Linked DNA regions of Homo sapiens: region 2 is linked to region 1. Evidence: chromatin loops called from intact Hi-C (ENCODE). Cell type or tissue: endothelial cell of umbilical vein. All regions are shown on one strand.

Region 1 (8,000 bases):
TTTATTTCATGTTTTCCCTCAGTGCAGTCTCTACAAGTATTTTTTGAAACCTGTATCACTTTAACGTTTTGGGTTCTCTCCTTTGGCTCTAAAAGATGTTCTCTACTGAAACTTAAAATATTTTATACTTTATTATATAATAGTCCTTCATAGCATAATAAAATGAGTTATATACATGTAATGAAGACAATTAATAAGAGTATTTCAGTTTATCATTTTTTAGTGTTTTAAATAGTAAGATTAAGTAGTAGGTTCCTGACATGTGGCTATCTTTATGGAGTGGCCCTTTTAATAGTTAAATATCTGAAGACTTTTAATAAATGTGTCCTGAGAGTTTATCAAATGGCTAGTACTTTAATGCTGGTTATAGGTTTTACCCACACCAGGCACCAGTTGAGGAGGATGATTGGGGCCTGGAGTCCAGCCCATGCTCTGCTCATCCAACTCCATGTCCTGATGCAGGTCACATCCTACAGCTGCCCTTTTCTAATCCCCACACAGGGGTTGATGGAGTCCCAGTATCTGGGATTGGACAAGCATCATTTAATCTCACAATCCTTTGGGGTTGGGATTACTGGCTCAGAGAGGTTGGATGATTTGCTGAACTTCTCACTGCTAGTAAGAAGTTTCTGGGATTTCAATCCAAGTCTAATGACTCCAGTCCAGCACTCTTTTCTTACCACCACTGCTGGATCCTCCTTCCCCAGGACTCTGCACAGTGCAGCAAACACTCTTGGAATGAGGGTACGTTGTAGGCACTATAGGTACCAGCGATTTTAATACGTGAAAATTAAATCTTATAAAACCTTATGAAACCATATTCCACCATCTATCACAATCTCTTCAAATCATCATTCAGCCTCTGAAGCAACTCCAGTGGGGAGTTTTTAATTGACAAAAATTGTAATCCTTGGTTACCAGATAAGTTTTGAACTATCTTTCCTCTCACATTGATAGGCAGATGTAAAAGTGTCTATGATCACAGCCCAACTTTGAATATCAGGGAAGTGCTACAGTATTACCTCAAAAATGAGATTAAAGTCTGAAGATATGTGTTCCCAGTCAGGCCAAGATTTAGATACATACATTACCCTGCAATCTGTAATTTTTGATGACTAGCTTCAAAATTAAAGGTTTTTTTCACTATTGCTTATAATAATTTTGTGTTGTAAATGTAGTAACATGGATATTTGTGGAATAATTGTAATGATTCTTGAACAGCCTTACCTTCTGCATCACAGTGTTCATACAGATGTGCACATAGGAAGGGTTGAAAAGTTATTTTCATGCACTCAGTGTTCCAGGAATCATGACCAGTGCACTGCTGAATCAAGGCTGGGAGTAGCTTTGTTTGTTTTTCTTCCTTTTGCCTTATTTGTATAAGTGCTGTAGTTAGAGGCCCAGGCAGCATGAGCAACTCTAGAGATGTGGAAATGAGGGAGGAGGAGATAAGACAAAAGGAGGTGGTTAGGAGGCCGTCTGCCTAGACGCAGTCCTATTATAGATGTGAGAGCAGCAGAAACACTTGAGTTTTGCTGTGGTGTGTAGTAACTTGTATTTCCTAGATGGGATAATGTAACCTATCAGTATGTAGTGACCACAGAACCTTAGACCTTGCAGAAATCGTAAAGGTCATCTGCTTCATATCCTGGGCATCCCTGAGAGATGGGTTTCCATGGTCAGCTCCTAGTGAAGTCAGCATCTTCCACTGTTAAGGAGCATTAACTGTTGAAAAGATCTTCTGCTTAATGAGGTTGAATCCACTCTTTCTATGATTTGTAGCCTTTAGTCCTGCCAATACAAGTTAAGCATCCCAAATCCAACAATCTGAAATCCAAAATGCTCCAGAATCCAAAATGTTTTGAGTACCAACATAACACTCCAAGGAAATGCTCGTTGGAACAATTTAGATTTTGTACTTTTGGATTTGGGATGCTCAACTGGTATTTTCAAATATTCTAAAATCTGAAAATAACTAACATCTAAAATACTTCTAGTCCCAAGCGTTTTAGATCAGAGATCCTCAACCTGGACCTTCATCGTGCAACAGGCTTCCTCTTGCTCAGGGTATCTGAACACTGCCATCATGTCTGCACGTAGTCTCACCGTTCCGCCTTTCCTCAGTTGATCCTTACAGGACCTGGTTGCCAGAACTTTCATTTCTCTGCTTGCACTGCTTCATCTAGGTCATGCATGGGCTGAATCCTGGGACAGCTGTGTAGGGTTGTAGTGTCCCTTAATCTGCAGCCCAAGGTTGTGTGAGCTTTTTGAGGCACTGTAGCTTGTTTGACCCAATAGGATTTTTGTTTTGGATTTGATTTAGCTAAATATTGGGTTGTAAATTTAGCACATTTCTCCAGGATTACTTATTCGTAAGACACATCCTGAAATGATAAGGCTTTCCATGTTAATGTAGTGAATAATTCACAAAGGAGGAATTCCATTTGTGTTTTTAACTTGTAAAACATCACCTCAATCTGTGCGTAAAAATATAGTTAGCGTGAGCCTATATCTGTGTGATTACATCTCACCAGAAAGCAGAACCTAACAGTCATAGACAAGGATTTTCTGAATGCTGATCTCATCCTATTCCATGTGATTCTCTTCAGTGTGGCCTTTTGGTGTGGGAGAGAGAAGATCTTTCCTCTACCTTCTTTTCCTGTAGGCATTTCCTACATCCAGGTGAGACCCTATGGTGTTCAGTGGTCTCTTGGGTGAGAGCCCTGAGTATGGCCACAGAGATCTCTCAGATGGAGTTTCTGGCTGCACATCGAAGCCTCTTCATAGTTAAATAACTGAAGGGCATATGTAGAACTTTGAGTCTTGTTATAACTGTGACTTCATCTCTTGTAGCTTATTCTTATACTGTGCAGACCCAGTTTCAAGACACACACAGTGTTGTGGTACCACCTACACTACCATTTATTTAAACAATTTGGATGGCTTATGCTGCTCTTGGCTGTGGACCTGCAAAAACAAAGCCATGGGATAAAGCGGCCTGAATCATGTAATGAAAACCTTGTACCTTTCTGGAGGCCCTGTTGAGAAAAAATGATTTATTTTTGCCCTACCAAATAAAACATTCTAGGAATCCAAGGTGAAAATTGGATTTTAACTGCTACTAACATTTTAAGCATATAAAATCAGCAAGTGTTGAGTGTTTCGCTTGATTAGGAGATGAACCTAAAGAGTCCAGTACAAGAATGATCTGCATATGATGTGAACTGGTGTCTTACATAAATTTTATAAAACTGGAAATAAACCCTAAGCATGCTTTGGCAGCCAGGTTGCAACGGTGGGGACCTCTGTGTTTTTACAGAATCATTTTGTTCCCAGTCTTAGGCCTGGGTCATTGTTCGCCTTTCCTCCCTTCAGTCCTTCATATTTCAGGGTTACACGTTTTGTGATTAAGCTCAAGGAGTATGGAAACTACCTGATTCCAGCCCCAAATATGTGCCTGTCTTCTCTAAGGTTCCCGTTTGTTCTCACGTTGGATCTGTCTCTCCCTCTTCTTCTCCCCACTCTGCGTGTACGTGCCTGTGCATGTTTGTTTCGTCATCTCTGTGACTACCTACCCACCTACCACTTTATCACTCTTTTTTTGGTCCAGTCTTCCCCCGTGTCTGAGACTGTTCATCTGTGGCCCTGCCGCTGTTCCAACCTCGGGGACTTTCCCTCACTGCACGTGGTTAAACACTTTGCTGAGAGCCCTGTCTTCAAACAGACTTCCCCAGGTCATTGTGTTGGTATCTGGCACACAACGTCACTCATTGTTTATCCAGTTGTGTTGTTTTATAAGAGAGTTTCTTTATCTCAAGGAATGCGTGTCACGTGTCTGCAGGAGTTACTGCCCCGGTTTCAAGAGATGTGATGGTCTTGGGCTTTACTGACTTACACTAGGGCTTTTTTCAGTGCCTTCCCCAGAATTACGTGTTTTTTCAAGTTCATCTAAAAAAAAAAAAAGCAATTGTTTTGGTATGCCTAGTTTTGCTTAACTCAGAATGTCTTTAACACCTGCTTTTATATTAGGGAAGTTCATTTTGTCTCGTAGGGTCGTTTCTTATGGAGTCTGGTACTTTCGAGAGGGCAATTAGACTAACCTGTTTGATTGACAGGACCGTTTACAATCTACTCCACTCACACGCCTTCTACTCCCTGGGGAATCCGACAAACATTTGGGGCCTCAAATGGGACATCTGGAGTAGGGAGCTTTTATCTATAATAATAATAATAATGATAATGGTAATGATAGCTGACACATGTAAGTGCTCAGCTATAATGTTCAGCATTGCACATGCCTTTTTTCTTTCATGTTTCATGACCCTAGGAGAAAGATACTATTATGCACTCTACGTTATGGGTAGGAAAATGTCTAAGATAATGCGTGTAAGAAGTCCTACAGTCAGAATTCATTCTCAGGCCTCTCTAACTCCTGAGTCACATTTTTAATCACTATCATATACTGCTGTTGGAGAGCACACAGCATCCTGTTGAAATCATTAAAAATAATAAAACCTTAGAACATCAAAGCTATGATGTAACTAAAACTTAGCTGAGCCTTCTGTGGTTTGGTCTTGTTTTACAATTTGGATATGTAGTTACTTAGCGCCTCAGTCAGAATGTTGCATGCTTGGACCTGGCAGAAAAGAAACGCTGCCCCTGGAGGCCTGCCAGGTGACTGGTGTCTACTACTTGCTGTCCTTCTGAGGGCCACCACCTGCCTGGACCTTCTGTCACCACACTCTGCTCACTAGCCTGGGGTATGGATGCTAAACTTCCATTGGTTTTCTTTTGTTTTTTGTTTTTTTTTTTTGAGATAGAGTCTCGCTCTGTCGCCAGGCTGGAGTGCAGTGGTGAATCTGGGCTCACTGCAATCTCTGCCTCCTGGGTTCAAGCGATCCCCCTGCCTCAGCCTCCTGAGTAGCTGGGACTAGAGGCACGCACCACCACGCTGGCTAATTTTTTGTATTTTAGTAGAGACAGGGTTTCACCATGTTGGCCAGAATGGTCTCGATCTCCTGACCTCGTGATCTGCCTGCCTCGGCCTCCCAAAGTGCTGGGATTACAGGTGTGAGCCACCATGCCTGGCCCCTCCATTGGTTTTCACATAGCCATTGCTTGCCTGGATGGCCTACAACTAGCTTGTTCCTTAGTTCCCTAGGTTGTTTGTTCCTTTCTTCATGCAGCGTTTCCTGAGCATTTGCAACGTGTACTGTGTACTGGAATATAAACATAAGATACATACGCATTTAACAAAAATGCATCTCAGAGGCAGTAGACTGTATAGACAGTGCTGTGGGGTAAAAAGGAGGGAGGAACTCATTGGAATTAAGGAGATAGGGGAGGTTTCATAGTGATGGTTCTTCAGAGCTATTAATACATCTCATGGGTTGAATAAAGTTTATTCTGGGAAAGAAAAAAGGGGAGGGTGTTCCAGCCAGACATGCTCCTTTTGGAAGGACGTGATTTGTTCAGAAAATAAAGAGCCCTTTGGTATGTCTGCAGGATAGAGGTGGATGGGGACAAGAGATTGCCTTAGGTGGGAATAGGAAGGACCTTATAGATCATTCTAGAGTGTGCCATTTTCAGACAATGGAGAGTCAGTGAAAGTTTTTAATCGGTAATGTGACCAGATTTGTCTTTGGAAAGACAACTCTGGAAACTGTTGGGAGGATTTTTGTAGAGGCTGAGGCAGAGAAAGGCAGAATAACCCCTTGGATGCTCTGTGTTTGCACAGGAGACAAAAATGTGGGGTGTGTTAGCCTGCATAGCAGGGGTGGAGAGTCAGCTGGTCCTCCCCTCAGGCTGGCCTTTGGATGGGTCCACAGAGCAGGATCTGTTTTCTTAGGCACTTCCTCACCCCATTGAGGTGGTCTAACTTCAGGCCCCTGCCTCTCAGCTTTTTCTCACTTCCTGTGGTTGACCAGGAGTCTTACCTGGTCTTAACACTGGACAACCAGTGTTGCACCAGTAGCCTCTAAGTCCTACTCTTCTGCCTGCTCAAGCTGGTCTCGCTTAAACATGCTGGCACCTTCCTAGCTTGGCTGACCTCCCTGGGTCAGAATACTTGGCTGCCTGGAGCCTTCGTCTCTGCTAGAGCTGATTTGGCCCAGCCAGTAATTGTTTCTTCTGTCCTGTCTGTGCCCAGGCCTTGGGGTTATAGGAAGACCAGAAGCCTCCTGTAGGTGGGACCTGTGCCATCTTCTCACATTTTACACACATGCCATACCCTTAAGAGTTATGTTCCCTGATGGTCCACACAAGAGATTTAAACAGACAGATACAACTAAAATCTAAAAAGCCTATATTGATCTTACACACTATGAGGCTCTTATTAAGAAAAAAAGGCATTGGAAATTTAAGTTTTATGAAGTACTCTGAGCAGTGACAGATTTTCTTAGACTAGAAAAACATCAAGGTGCTCCCATTTGGAAATGTACTTGTTCATTTTTGTGTTGTATTGATTTCTGTCCAGGTATTTTCTTTCCAAGTTTTATAGTTTTTTTCCTTTCTAATTGTGTCGATAACAAGGGAACTGGTTTATAGCGTGGCTGTGAGGGACAGCAGTGCTCTGGGGCTGGGCATCCTGCACTCAATTAACCTTCATATTTCACACCTAATCATTGCAGTGTGGCAAAGCGCTCCCTGGCCTTTCAAAGCAAGAGGACTGCTGTGGAACTGTGGGTACCTCCTGGGGCTTTAACAAATGCCAGAAATGCCCCAAGAAACCATGTAAGTAATGTTTCCTCACTCCTTTGCAGGTTAATGTAGCATATCTGTTTTTTATGATTACTCCTTTAATGATGAGGCAATATTAGACTTTCAAAGAACTCTCCTACTGAATTCTAGAATGTAGTACTATGATGTGCATTTCCAGAAAATTTGCAAGTCTGAAAAAGTTTTCATGTCAATTATTTTGTAATAAGCACAGTTATTAATTATCCTCTTTAGTTGGATTACTTATGGGGAAAAAAAGTCTTAAGTGGTAATGAGTTAAAATGGACTTTTTGTCTCAGGGGAAGAGAAAATAAGATCTCTTTTAAAATGGTAAATAAATGTTTCAAACCCTGTAAAAAGTACAGTTGTTATTTCCTAGGTTTAAATTCCTTAAATGAGATTTTTATTAATGTCCACAACTTATGTTGTAGTTTTTGTTATATTATCGGTTTTCAAATTTCATTAAAAGGAAAGCTAAAATGGAGAAATAATTGGTTGTTGATTTGTAAAAGAGAAATTTATAATCACTAGGACACAATTCTTTCCCATTTTTTCTGACACTGGTTTTATGCTGTCACAGACCTCAGCAACATTAATCTATATTAACACCCCCAGGCTTTGATTTGCTTTTATTGTTCAGAACATGTTGATTTGAATAAATCAGATTTACACCTTTTTAATACTCTATTCCTGACAATAATTTGTACCTTTAGTTTTTCAATGTAGTATTAACTCTGGATAACTGATTTCTAATAAATACTTTTTTTTCTTTTTGAGACGGAATTTCACTATTGTCGCCCAGGCTGGAGCACAGTGGGGCAACCTCGGCTCACTGCAGCCTCCGCCTCTTGGGTTCAAGTGATTCTCCTGCTTCAGCCTCCCGAGTAGCTAGGGTTACAGACATCTGCCAACATGCCCAGCTAATTTTTGTATTTTCAGTAGAGATGGGGTTTCACCATGTTGGCCAGGCTGGTCTCCAACTCCTAACCTCAGGTGATCTGCCTGCCTCTGCTTCCCAAAGTGCTGGGATTACAGGCGTGAGCCACTGCGCCTGGCCATAAATAGTTTTTAGAGACAGAGGTGACTGGGTTTAAGTTGAGCTTTCTGACCCTTATTCATCATGTTTTTGCCAAGAGAGCAAGTGATATTTTTGTCAGTCATCTTTCTTTGCCTCATATAACTGAAGTTTTTATAATTTTTTTATTCTTTGTACTGCAAGAAATTTCTCATTTGCTTTAAATGAATAATTTTTGTTTACTCCTCTTATCTGTTGATTTGATTGT
Region 2 (8,000 bases), 190 kb before region 1:
ATGTTAAAAAGAAACATGTTTCTAATTGAAAGCATGATGAGAAGGCACACATGAAAGGGCCTGGGTGGTGAGCTCAGGCCAAGGCACAGCTTTGAAAGCCCAGCTCAGTCCTTGCTGTGGCCACTTCTGTTCTCTTGGGTGGATCCCATTCCCATTCCTGTGACATTCCAGAAATAACCATGGCTGAGCAGGGACCCAGGACAGCATCTCAGATATAGCAACAAAGTTTGCTCAGTTGGTCAGGAAACTCTGATAGTTAGAATTCTGAATTCTAGAAACACAGAGCTTTTGAACTAGAATTCTAGAAGCAGAGTGTGGGAACAGCCTTTATTCTCATATTGTGGAGACCATTTTAGAACAAATCGCTGCTGCCCTCCTCATAACCCCCAAACACACACAAGTGCAGAGGCCAGGGTTAAGTGGCTTACTCCAAGGTCACCTAGGGAGCTGGCTCCATTTTTTTTTTTCTTTTAGAGAATCCTTCCCAACTTTCTGAAAATTTGTCAGCTTGGTATTCTGACACCCAAGGGCCATTTTAGAAAAATCATTACTTGCTGTAACGAATAGGCATCATATTGTAGGAAGATGGGAAAATTATTTTGTCTCTTTTATAGAAAATCAATAGGTTTTGAGGCTTTTAGGTCTTGGTCTTTTGGATCTTCATAACTGAGTCTCCTGTTGTTCGTTTTGCTTGTCTATTTTGTAATTGCTTTGTGGACTGAAGCTTGTTTTGAACTTTATGGGAGACTTGATAGTGTGATCTGCCTCAGGACCAACAGTTTATGTAAAAGGTGAGCTGACAGCAACAGGGCAGCATAGTAAATGTATTTGAACAAATAAAGAAGGGACTGAAGGAATCATGGCCATAAGCTTATGACATTACATAATAAAACTTAAGTCAGTAGCATGTACACTTCTTTTTTTTTTTTTTTTTTTTTTTTTTGAGACCAAGTTTCCCTCTGTCATCCAGGCTGCAATGTGTGGCACCATCTCGGCTCACTGTAACCTCTGTCCTCTGGGTTCAAGTGATTCTCCTACCTCAGCCTTCCGAGAACTGGGATTACAGGCCCCTGCCACCACACTCGGCTAGTTTTTGTATTTTTAGTAGAGATGAGGTTTCACTATTTTGACCAGGCTGGTCTCGAACTCCTGACCTCAAGTGATCCACCGGGCTCCGTCTCCCAAAGTGCTAGGATTACAGGCGTGAGCCACTGTGCCCAGCCAGTAGCATCTAAACTTCTAAGGGACCTTGCCTATCATAAAACCTACTTACTCTACCAATGACCCACAGCCCTGATAACTTCTCTTTTTAAATTTTTAATTTTGAGATTGGGTTACATTCTGTTGCTTAGGCTGGAGTGTAGTGCTGTGATCACGGTCACTGCAGCCTCGACCTCCTGAGCTCAAGAGCCTCCTGAGTAGCTGGGACTACAGGTGCGTGCCACCATGCCCAGCTAATTAAATTTTTTTTTTTTTTTTTTTGGTAGAGACAGGGTCTTACTACGTTGCTGAGGCTAATCTCAAACTCCTGGGCTCAAGCGATCCTCCCACCATGACCTCCTAAAGTGATGGGCTTACAGGCGTGAGCCACTGTGCCTGGACTGATAACTTTAAAACTCTGTTTGGTCAGGAGTGTGGTGATTCAGAGTACATACATCCTTGCAAATAGGAGATGAAGAAGTTGTTTCTTTTTGGTTGCCTTTCATTATTAAATTCGGAATGGTGCCTAGCACACTGGATTTTTATACAAACTAGCAGGTGTGTTTTGGGCGACTCTCAACCTTTCTGCCCTTGGTTTTCTCGTTTTCTCGTATGTCAAAGAGTAGATTGGACTAAATTTCTGACACAGTCTCTCGAAGATCTGATAGCCTATACAACATGAGGTCTATAGGAGAGCACTTTTTGGGGTTGGGGATTGGACTGAACTTTTGTTTTTTGCCAAGTCTTGGCAAAAAATTTAGGCTTAAAAAATTTTAAATTAAATTTTAAGTTAAGCGTATATTTAAATTTAAGCCACAGAACATAACTTTAAAATAATGGCAGAGCATTTTCTTACGATTTTTCCTGGATTTTCTGATGCATTTCTGGGAGGCAGATGCAGTAAAATGGTTAAGAATGATAGCTTTGGAGCTGGCTCACTTGGTTTCAAATCCGAGCTCTTCTACTGAGTAATAATTATATAATGTTTAACAAATCACTTAATCTCTGTTTCTGTTTTTTCATCTGTAAAGTGGGCACAATAAAATATCTACAAAACACGTTGCTGGGGGATTACATTTGTTTATATATTTTAGAACAGTGCCTGTCACATAGGAAGCCATTAATATTAGCTCTCTTCCCCCTCCTCCGCCCAACTGCCCCACCTTCCTCCTTATGAGTATTTGTGTGGTTTTTTATTGGAGAACAAACAACCTGATGCTACTGTTAACCCTTTGGAAAAATTAGGAAGTCTACAATGTTGTTCTTCAAAGCTGTGCCTTCTGTTTTCTTTCTGCAGCTAGCTGTGTTCCGCCATGTCAGAATGGAGGGATGTGTCTCCGGCCACAACTCTGTGTGTGTAAACCAGGGACCAAGGGCAAAGCCTGTGAAACAATAGCTGCCCAGGACACCTCGTCACCAGTCTTTGGAGGGCAGAGTCCTGGGGCTGCTTCCTCGTGGGGCCCTCCTGAGCAAGCAGCAAAGCATACTTCATCTAAGAAGGCAGACACTCTACCAAGAGTCAGCCCTGTGGCCCAGATGACCTTAACCCTCAAGCCGAAGCCTTCAGTGGGACTCCCCCAGCAGATACATTCTCAGTGAGTGTTTCGAACTTTCATTTAGCTAAGGATCATCTTAATTACTCTCTTGGATGCCTTGCTTTAAATCACTGTCCCTTTCCTGCACAATTTGCAGAAATCACTTGGATAATAATGTTTTTCTTTCCTTTCTTAAGGCTTTACACGTTAGGCTTTACACATGGAATCTCTTAAAAATATTTGGTGTGTGTATTTAGCCTCTGCAGGAAATTTTACCATAAGTACAACCCATGGCAACCATGAGGATTATAGGGATCAAGACTGGAAGGGAATGATAAAAATAGTTATTTTTGATAAAGTTGTTAGTTTAAAAATTCTGTTTTTGAGGGGGGAGCTGCTTTATAGAGTTTTGAAATAATAATTTAAAAAAAGAAACAGTGTTATTTTTAAAGTTATCTGGAAAAGGTAAGAACTCAGCTTGCACAGAGAAACTACTCAAATGAAAGGGAGTCCTTGCAAAGAGAGAATTTCTCAACCTCAGTAGCAGGTTAAGTGTACCTTCTGTTAACACCATGTTTATCTCCCAGTTGCCGTGTGGGTCCATTTTTGGTGAATGAGCTTGTTTTCTATTTATGGGAACAAGGTTTTTTTTTTCTTAGTGTTAGGAAGTAAGTGCTATTCTGAACAAAATGAGAACTCAGAGAAGAAAGATTACCCCGTTCTCTGAGTTGCATTACAAGCAGCCACTCAGCTGCACCGGGTCCTTAAACAAATTGTCTCCTCTTAATGAGCTATTCTGTATGGATAATAAGATGCAGAATGTACTGCAACTATCACTTGTCATTTGTCTAGGAAGGTAAAATACAGGAAGTTCCCAACTTAAAAATGGGCTTGACGTAGCAGTTCATTTGTAAGTCACTTGCTTGGAATTTAGAATGCTTCTTCCCTCTGCAGAGACAGCTTCCATATGGTGATTAGTATCCAGTCAGCCCACAGAAGTTATTCAGTCTGTTGCTATAGATGAAATTATCCTTATTTTTACTTCCCCTTCGAATAGACCACCTACTGTTTCTTCTGAGTGTGGTCTTTTTCTTTTCTCCTATTCCCTCCTCAATCCTCTTTTTTTTTTTTTTTTCTGTTTTTCTTCATTATTCTCTAATTTCTTCTTGTCTCATAATACTTCAGTTCTATTGTGGTAGCTAGATTTAGGGACTAGTTTGAAATGCTACTTTGCTGTTGGAAAACACATTCTGCAGCCCTCAACAAGAAGCAAAGGTAAGATAGGTATAGCTAATACTTAGTAAGGGCTTACTATGTGCCAGGTACTCTTTTAAACACTTATTGTGTATTGTTCACTTACAGCTCACAAGGATCCTGTAAGGAAGGTAACATTATTAAACCCATTTTACAGATGAGAAGACTGAGGTACAGAGTGGTTAAATAGTTTGTTCAAGGTCCCACAGTTACTAAGTGACAGTATTACAATTTAAACAGAGGCAGTCACGTTTCAGCATCCATGCCCTGAAGGAAGGAGTTGGCAAAAATTTTCTGTAAAGGGACAGATAGTAAATATTTTTAGCTTTGTGGGACATACGGTTTCTGTTGCATCTACTCAGTTCTGCCATGGTAGCACAAAAGCAGCCATAGACAGTGTATGAATTAATGAGTGTGACTGTGTTCTAATAAAACTTTATGGACATTGAAATTTGAATTTCATATAAATTTCACAGGTCATGAAGTATTATTCTTTTTTAAATTTTTTTCTCAACCATTAAAAAACATAAAAGTTATCCTTAACTTCTGGGCCATAGGAAAGCAGGCTGTGGGCTGGATTTGGCCCATGAACTGTAGTTTGCTAACTTTTTCTCTAAAGGATAGTAGTGCTTTTTTTGTGTGTGCCAGAACATGAATATAACTGTGTGTCCTTGGAACGGTATAAAGCTTTGATTATATCATAGCTAGACATCTCCCTTCCAACATTGTTTTGGATATTAAAAACAAAAAACAATTCTGTGTTGAACTATGCTTTGGCGATCAAGAGTCAGATTACTGTGAATTGCAATTAGTTTTTTCTAGCATTATGACTTACATAAACTGTAAAGTAATTTACAAGCAACATTATTCATCTTCAATATCACCATCCACTGTTAGAATTTGACCCTCTATGATGTATATATATGGATTGTTAGTAAGAACCGTATGTCGGATGTCAGATAAAGGAACAGTCTATTTTTTTTCCTTCCTTTTGGTAGCCGCGGTGTACTTTAGACAAGAATGTTGTGAGTCAAAGAGGAGGCTAAGGTTTCAGCTCTGACTCAGCTTTGGTAAAATAAAGTCATTAGGCAGTTTGCTTTGGAGACTTCATCTGCTGAATGAAGATGCTTTTTTATGGTAGCATTGTTATAGGCATGTATATATGGGTGTGCCTACTGGTGCACTTTTAAGTAAAGAGAAGAGATGAGAAGAGATGGCCTTGGGTGCCATCAATCCTGATATTAATAAACTATATAGTTTGCCCCATTATCTAGTCCCTGCAGAGAAGATTAAGATGTACAAGATCCAGTCCTGCTCTTAAGGAGATTTTGAAATGACAAATGAGCTATACAAAGGAAACTATACAAAGCTATAGAATTAGCCCTTTGATTAATTTAGGTTATGACATAATCACAGTGAGTCATGTTTAATCAAATGGCCAAGGAATCACATGTGATAGGCCCACTTTGGCTACTTTTGAGAAATGTTACAATCCTTAAGTTATCTTTCAGATTGCCTATTTTAGGATATTTCAGGTTTTGTGTTTAACCAGTAAAGGAGGAGATTGATTAAGCCTCCTTAAAGTATTCAACTATATACATAAATATGTCTAACATGCCAAAATGTTTAGTGTTACGTTCATTGTGTGTCACATGAAGTGCTATCATCTTGATCACTTATTCAACAAGTTTTTATGGAGCATATTTTATGTATGAGGGCACAGTTCAGGGAGCTAAGGATAGATAACACTAGGCAACTACATAAAATGTCTGCTTTCTTGGAACTTACAGTTTAGAGAGGGAGAGACAGTTGATAAATGACATAATTAAAATACACATTAGATATTCATAAGTGCTGTGGAGAAAATAAAACTGCATTAGCAGATAGGACATGCTGGGTTGGTGTGTGGTGGGGAAGAGTGAGGGGTGTGGCAGTTTTAAATAGGCTGCCAGGGAAGACCCTACTGAGAGGCATTTAAGCAAAGGCCTGCGATAAGTGCATGAACCCTGCAGATATGTAGGGGTGAGGCAGAGGCTTTGAGGCAGGAGTGTGCCTGAGATGTTTGAGGAACAGCTAGTTTGGTAAAATTGTAGTGTTAAAAGCACATATTTTAGGCAGGTGGGGATTAGATGAATTGGTTTTACCTTTGGCTGAATTGGTTTTAGGCAACTTGATTTAGAACCAAATACAAATAAAGTTCCTTAGGAAATCAAAGGAAAGAGCAGTTGTTTCCAGATTTTGGAGTGTTAGTGCAGTGGAGTCCAGGGATGGCTCCTTAGAGAAGGTGTCTGTGAAAAGATGGTTGGATTCAGATACATACAACTGGAGGAGAAGGGTGTATCCAGGGGAGGCAATGATGTGAGGCTAGGTAGCCTGGCATATTAGTTTTCTTTGGCTGTGTAACAAATCACCCCAAAACTTAGCAACCTAAAATAACATGCATTTATTGACTGACAGTCTGTGTCAGGAATCCAGGGGCTGCAGCCAAGCAGTCAGCAGGGGTGGCAGTCATCTGAAGGCTCGACTGGGGCTGGGGAATCCACTGCCAAGATGGCTCACTTTCATGGCTGTTGGCAGGAGGCCTTAGCCCTGGCACTGGCTGTTGGCAGAAAGCTTCACTTCCTCTCTATGTGGACCTCTCTGTAGAGCAGCCTGAGTGTCCTCACAATGTGGCCATAAGCTTCTCCCAGAGTGAGTGATCCTAGATTAGGGAGAGCGAGGAGAAGGCCACAGTGCCTTTATGGTCTTGGTCTTAAGGATGCCACACCCTCACGCTTACCTTATTGTACTGATTAGTAGTGAGTTGCTAAGTCTAGTCCTCACTCAGAGGGGGTAGAAGTATGCTGCACTGCTTAAATGGAGAAATATCAAAGAATTCGTGGACATATTTAAAAATAACCATATTTAGGATATGATTTAATTAGAACTTGATAAATATGAAGATTAACGGTAATATAAGGTAATATAAAGCTCTAAAGGTTGCTTGAAAACCAAGCTACTGACTAAGATTTCAACAAAACAATTCCAAAAAGACACAAAATAGAGAAAAAAGTAATGGAAGGACGCCTCGTAGCTTAAACAAGGCTTAAGAAACACATTAACCAATCACAGTATTTTGATTATGTTTCTATCCTGTTTCAAACAAACTGCTAATAAAAGAAAAAGATAACAATGACGATTTATAGAACAATCATGAACATGCTAACATTGGTAATTTGATGATATAAATGAATGATTGTTGATTTTGGGAGCTGTGATGATGGCATTGTAGTTATGTTCATAAGGAGGAGAATCATGTTAAAGTATTTACAGATGAAATGATATGATATATGAGATTTTATTCAGAATAATCCAGTGGGTTGAGGTATAGAGGTAATAAGATTGGCTTGAGGTGGTAATTATTGAAGCTTGATGATGGGTACATAGGGGTTTCTTACAAAATTCTTTTTATATTTTTGAAATTTTCTGTAATAAAGAGTAATAAAAAGATGAAGTTTCTTATAGTCCTGAGTGTGGTCCTGAGTCTTCAAAAACCTAATGCTATGATATCTCCAAGGATGGAAGAACTTCTGGGATATTCCTTGAAGTATGCCACCTCCTAATTGACAATAGTAACAATAAAACGTAAGCTCATTCTCTTTATTTGTAGTAAAGGAAAAAAAATCCCATTATAAAGCTATGCCAATAGTTAAACACTTTGGGGAAAGAGTTCAAGCTTGTTGCAGTACTGATAGTTATTACTGGGACCTTGTCTGAACTTATTAAAGGATCCAAGGAATTGGTCAGTAGTCAAACGGATGATTTCCTTAAACGATCTCTCAGACTGTAGGAGGGGACCTTGCTCAATATTGAACCCCCACCTCAACCCCACCAACTCTCTCCCAGGTTTCTCTTGTGTGCTTTCCTGTACTTAACATTGTCATGACACAACACAGTCTTTGATCTCTTTGTCCACAGAGGTACACAGAAAGGCTCCAATCAATGTTTGCTTAATATATATATATTTAGAGT

What was found. Hi-C counts contacts between places; a loop is a spot of excess contacts. Peaks named below come from ENCODE experiments on the same cell type or tissue, not always from the same donor. Only the 100,000 strongest peaks of a DNase experiment are listed, where the experiment ranks them.
Region 2: it touches region 1 in a loop (4-fold over the local background); 2 of 110 quality-filtered maps call a loop at or near these places.

What each region holds. Positions count from the first base shown.
Region 1 is chr2:33,210,923-33,218,922 of GRCh38, forward strand. It overlaps LTBP1 (latent transforming growth factor beta binding protein 1), which reads left to right. Exons shown (of 34, transcript NM_206943.4): 8 at 6,630-6,732. Among named protein-coding and RNA genes, the nearest start is that of MIR4430, 200 kb to the right of the region's middle. In endothelial cell of umbilical vein, no CTCF peak of the experiment used is centred here; DNase peaks (open chromatin) are centred at 1,409, 3,769, 4,489 and 6,079; H3K27ac peaks cover 4,842 bases.
Region 2 is chr2:33,018,412-33,026,411 of GRCh38, forward strand. LTBP1 (latent transforming growth factor beta binding protein 1) reads left to right here. Exons shown (of 34, transcript NM_206943.4): 3 at 2,498-2,795. Among named protein-coding and RNA genes, the nearest start is that of LTBP1, 75 kb to the left of the region's middle. In endothelial cell of umbilical vein, no CTCF peak of the experiment used is centred here; DNase peaks (open chromatin) are centred at 3,580 and 4,890; H3K27ac peaks cover 4,605 bases.